Linked DNA regions of Homo sapiens: region 1 is linked to region 2. Evidence: read pairs that join two places in POLR2A ChIA-PET (ENCODE). Cell type or tissue: OCI-LY7. All regions are shown on one strand. Links, peaks and the distances in the headings refer to the core of each region. The heading gives the core; the rest is flanking DNA.

Region 1 (2,823 bases), core at 239-2,738, 280 kb after region 2:
CCCACGCTGGAGAGTGCAGTGATGCAATCTTGGCTCACTGCAACCTCTGCCTCCCAAGTTGAAGCGATTCTCCTGCCTCAGCCTCCTGAGTAGCTTGGATTACAGATGCATGCCATCATGACTGGATAATTTTTTTTTTTCTTGTGGAGACAGGGGTTTTACCATGTTGGCCAGGCAGCTCTTGAGCTCTTGACCTCAAATGATCCACCCACCTCGGCCTCCCAAAGTGCTGGGGTTACAGGCATAAGCCATGGCACTCAGCTAGTTTCTAACAATTTTCTTAGGAAATATTGTATTGTGGTCAGAGAAGTTCATCTGGATGATATTAATTATTTGGTCTATTAAAACTATTCCCTTATTACTGGATTGGGATTCTATATATGACCAAGAGATCAAGTCTGTTAATCAGGCTATTCAAAGCTTCTGTATTTCTTCTCATTTTTATCAGCTATATCAATAATTTTTGAGAAAGATACTTTAAAATTTCCTATCAGTATTCTGAGTTTATCAGTTTCTTTTTATAATTTTGTCATATTTTATATTGAACAATTTGAGGCTCTACTACTAGGTGAATAGAAGTTTGGAGTTGTTCATATCTCCCTGAAGAATTGATCCTTTTATCATTAATTAGTGCCTATTTTTCATTGTAATAATGCTTTTTACCTGAAACTCTATTTTTTCTGATATTAATATTGTCCTACCATCTTCCTTTGATTAGTAACTTCCTGATATGTCTTTTCCTTTATTTAACTTTCAAACTTTGTTTGATGATTTGATCTAACAACTTACATCTTTACAATTCTGGAATATTTTTTTCATCATCTTTTTGTCTATTTCATCTTCCCACCTTCTCAATTTTCTCTTTCCAGAACCCTTATTAAGCTATGTTTGACCTTGTTAATCTATCCTCTGTCTTTGTTAACTTCTTTTTTCCATATTAAATTTCTATAATTATCATTTTTGAGGCATTCTAGGTAACTTTTCTCAGACCTGTTTTGTAGCTTACTAATACTCTGATGAGCTAATTCAATTCTGATACTTCCCCAGGCCCATGATTGGAGATTTTGTAGTCTCTTCTTCATAAAAACAGTTAATGTTCCAAGCTCTCAGTTAAATTACTTGTAGTTTTCTGCCTGCCTAATACTGGAGGCCTCACCTTCTGTCCCCATGTGAAAAAGAAAAACCTAGACCCAAGCTCTGTGGCCTCTATCCAAGACTAATATCCTTCGTGTGCTTCTACTTATTGTTCTATATTTCGGTTTCTTCCTTGGTTCTGATGGCTGAAGCTGCTGTTTTATTTTAACCTTGATGATGTATTTTAAAAATATATTTCTTAAAACTTTTCCAGCACTTTTATATGTTTGCATTGGGAGGGATTTCTTCTGTATTCAACTTAGTCCTTTTCATTCCTGGAAGTTTCCCACAAGCACCTGATACATACAAATGTGTCAATATATTGTTTTGTAAGGGTTGTCCTTCTCAGTATTTTAATTTCAATTTCTTCCAAAATTTTGGCTCTAAAATAGCTTTGGAAAACAAAGAGAATATATTGTAGAATAATTCTGAGTGGAAACCAGCATAGTACCAACTTTTCATGTAAAAATGTGGTCATATGTTTAAAATAGCCTTCTAAATGATGTAGGATTACAAAATATGAAGTATTATTTTTTAAAATTCTAGTTGCTTACAAAGAGAAGGAAGATTAATTTTTAAGTGTTCTTATTATCTGGATGAAATATCAACATGTGGGGATCAAATTTTTCAAAGCAGAAACATAATTGAGATTTTAATTTAAAAACTGTTATTAAAATAATCAGATATCTGAGAGCTACACATGCATTAACCTTTCAAATTTCAGTGGTATGGTAAGTTTGAATGAGTCCCATGGGACTTTTGCTCAGAATAGGAGAAATTAAAAAGTCAGCCGAGGCCAAGATACATCTTAAATAAAGATGTAACTTTAATACCCCTCTTTTGAATAATATATGTATATGATTTGGATCTTAGTGGTTATGGAGAAAACAGTCTCTGTTTTTAAAAACGTTACTGCGAATTCTACAATTATCCAAAAGCTATACAAAACAACTATCAATTTATAGAGATATAAAATACCTATGCCCAGAGCTATATTAATAACTTGGGAAGCAGTGAGAATTGGGGATGGAAAGGAATGGGCTTTATTTTTACAAAATATGAGATGCAGTGCTTATTTAACACATGTGATCTTTACCTCTCGTATCAATGTAAGCTCATTACTTTGGGTACTCTTTTATAAGATGGGACTCTATATGCTGCCAAAAACCCCATTCTTAGCAGTGAACTTAACCAACAATGACATTTTCCTATCACTATTTTTCCTTTTATAGAAGGCAAATGTTATTGCCCTCTTTTTTTTTTTTTTTTGTTAACTATCAGACTTTCCTGCTGCATTTAGTGTAGTGAACTTTACAATTTAATGTCCAGGAAGCTTTCTGCCTCGTCTGCCCGGCATGTGTTACTGGCTTATCTGTGCTGGCATTCACTTATTTACTATTAAATGACAGCTGCTTCCAAGAGAGGCCTTGGGACCTAATGACTAAGGTGACAGTAAATCATCTTAGCAAACAGTAAAATAATACAACAAAATTACATCCTTTAAATCATTGAAAGGGCTTTATTCCAATTTCCTAAGCATCATAAAGAGTTTAGAAAATATTTGTATGTCTCTTGCATTTCAAGTGAATAAAATCACTTTATCTCTTACTCTTGCGTCCCCACCCCCCACCCCCCCCAACATCCTTTGTAGCTTAGAACAGCGAAACTTGACTTTGGAAACAGAAATGA
Region 2 (2,823 bases), core at 188-2,687:
CTTTTGCCAACTCTTAGCTGTCAAACTATAAAAGATTTTGTTTATCATATTTCATTTTGAAGTTTTAAAGATTCTTCATAAAAGGAATATTTCTTATCAGGAATAAAAATACGTATAATCCCATTTTGAATGTGCTGGTTAATTATTGTCATGAAATTATTGCCATATGTGCTGAACTCTTATCAAAAAGGTTCCATTTCCTTGTTGTACTTGAGCCTCTTCTCTCTGATCATCCAAAGTTTGCCATGAGGCATACTGAACATCAAGGGATAACATGCACTTACTTAGAAAACTCAAGACACTTGCACCCTGGTTCTTTTGTCACTCAGTATTCCAGCAAGTAATTGATAGCTTTGTCACAAAAGGGATAATTGAACAGTGTGTGATTAAAAAAAAAATTTACCAAGTGTTAGAAAGGTTAATGAAAACCAGTGGATAGGTAAAACACCCCTGGGTGAAAAACAGAGAGGAACCCCTGACCACTCTTAGCTCTACTGGAATTTGGGGAAGCCGGTGACTTTAAGATTTAGCCCAATACAAGTAGGACCATGTTGCAGCTAGCATGGAAGGAAACAGGTGAATAAATATCTTGACCTGTCTCTCTTGTGCTCTTCTGACATCCCGAAGTAGCCTCTCTAACCTAACCTGAAGCCAGAGATCAAGAGAGCTTGGTTTATGGAATTTATAGAGATTAATCTCTTAGAGTATGGAATAGAGTGAGGAGTGGAGAGAATATCTGGGGGAACAAACAGAGAATATCTATCGTATTTACTAAGAGAGAATTTTAAAATATCACATGGTTTTGGCTCAAGTGCATGGGGATGGGCCTTATGGAGCTTAAATCTTCCTAATTCCCATTTCTAACAGGGGAAATACTCTTCTAGATATAGAGAAAAATTGAAGTCATCTTTTACTCTTCCTTCTTTGTTTCCTGTTTAAGCTATGACTAGTTTCTGTACATGTTTCTTAACAATATATAATAATGCATCTGTAATGCAAATGTATACCATTTCTACTGCCAACACGTTTCTTGACCTTACCCTCTTATATCAAATTAATTGCTTTATGATAACAAACTTTTAAGAGTGTGGTATCATTAAATCTCCATCTGCTTTGCGCAAGAACCTACCCTGGCTCTCAGCTGCTACAGATACCAAGTGTAACATCCTCTGCCTAGGCTTAGAATTTCTACAACACATTCTCAGCACATGTAACCAACAATCTTCACTTCCTAATTATTCCTCCACATGGGTCTTTTGCTTATTGTAATGTACTCTGCACATATGGTTCTAATTTCTGCTTTGGTTGATGTTATTTCCTCCACTTTGAAAGATTAGCCCTTGGCCACTAAATCTTAAAACCCTACCTTCCTCTTAAAACCATTTCCTTTATATACTTTTCCTAACTAATCAGCCTGCCCTTATGACACTCTGTTCTTAAACTTTTATTATATTTACTTGATTTTCTAAATACTGTCACACTCATTTGTTTTAAAATTATGTACTGTGTTATTCTTGTACTGAGAGCAAAGAGTTTATTATTTATTTCTTTCACACACTTCACATCACCTGAGATATTTAAAGAAATAATATCTGACACATGGTAGTCTGTCAACATATTACTTTCGAGTTAGATTGGGCACCTGACTTGTACTTATTTATTAGTTCGTTGCTTCTTTGGTTAATTTAGAGCAGCTGTGGAAGAATTAACCAACTCACACAAACAAGCAGTGCATACTTTTTAATGACTAATTTATCTCTTAGGTATTTGCCCTAAAGGAATACATTAGGGAGAAGCTCAAAGACTTAGCTTCATGGATGTTCTTCATGTTCTTTACAACATAAAATGTTCCTTATAAGACAAAAATTATAAATGTATTACAGCAGTAGAGGATGTTAAAGTATGTATACTCAAGCAAGTACTATATAATTCAGCTTTTAAAAATGATGTAGATGACTACACTTGGCATAACAACAATACATGACTTTTAAGTTTTGAAGCAGATAATAAATATCTTTTTATTTTGATTACTGTTTTGTGAAAATTGCTCTGTATGTTTATACACACATGTATAAACACGTAAAAGTATGGGAGAATTTATATGGTGTTAACATTGGTTATCTGTAGTGGGTAAATTAGAGATTTTTGTTTGTTTACCTGCATTTTCAACACTATAAATATTGCTAAACACTTTGAAAATAACTATCACAATTAAGACATTTCCCTTAGTTATGGACTTTACAGAATTTCCATACAATGTGATCAAGTTAGCTATTTCAGTTAAAGGACTTTATTTTATTTACTGAATGACTTAGTAAATTAACCACAGTAAATGTTTGTCAATTACAGCATATCCTGCCCTAAGCCTTGTCTGTTGATATTTAAACTACTATTTTTATGTTACAATTTGTTTGAAAAACTTGTCAAAATATAAAATTTATATAATGTCAAATAAGAAAATGTTAATAAAAATTTCATCCAGAAGTAGCTGTTTCACATATACAAAAAGGACAACAAAGGATAGCATTACTTGGAGTTTTTAAATTACAAAATGTGATAGCTTAAGATTTCAAGGAGGTAGCATTTATGCTAGTGCGTTGCTTGAATTCAACTTATATGGCACATGTACAATTCAAGATCTTAAGTAGAACCTGAAGATATAGAACTAAACAGGAGTTATACATACACACACAAATACACATGTGGATAAAATGAATATTAGATGCTATGTTCTAAAACTGAGATAAATCACAAAATGAATTACTTCACAAAGTCATTTCAGTAAGTAGAATAAATTCTTAATTGAAACAATTATTTTTACCA

The links. ChIA-PET counts read pairs that join two places held together with the same protein. Peaks named below come from ENCODE experiments on the same cell type or tissue, not always from the same donor. Only the 100,000 strongest peaks of a DNase experiment are listed, where the experiment ranks them.
Region 1: POLR2A ChIA-PET joins it to region 2 with 6 read pairs; 2 of 35 experiments call an interaction of 5 or more read pairs at or near these places.

What each region holds. Positions count from the first base shown.
Region 1 is chr4:85,997,694-86,000,516 of GRCh38, forward strand. It overlaps ARHGAP24 (Rho GTPase activating protein 24), which reads left to right. Exons shown (of 10, transcript NM_001025616.3): 10 at 2,786-2,823. Among named protein-coding and RNA genes, the nearest start is that of MAPK10-AS1, 120 kb to the right of the region's middle. In OCI-LY7, for the core only: no CTCF peak of the experiment used is centred there; no DNase peak of the experiment used is centred there.
Region 2 is chr4:85,716,324-85,719,146 of GRCh38, forward strand. All of the region lies in intron 2 of ARHGAP24 (Rho GTPase activating protein 24), which reads left to right. Among named protein-coding and RNA genes, the nearest start is that of MIR4451, 4.7 kb to the right of the region's middle. In OCI-LY7, for the core only: no CTCF peak of the experiment used is centred there; a DNase peak (open chromatin) is centred at 1,208; H3K27ac peaks cover 611 bases.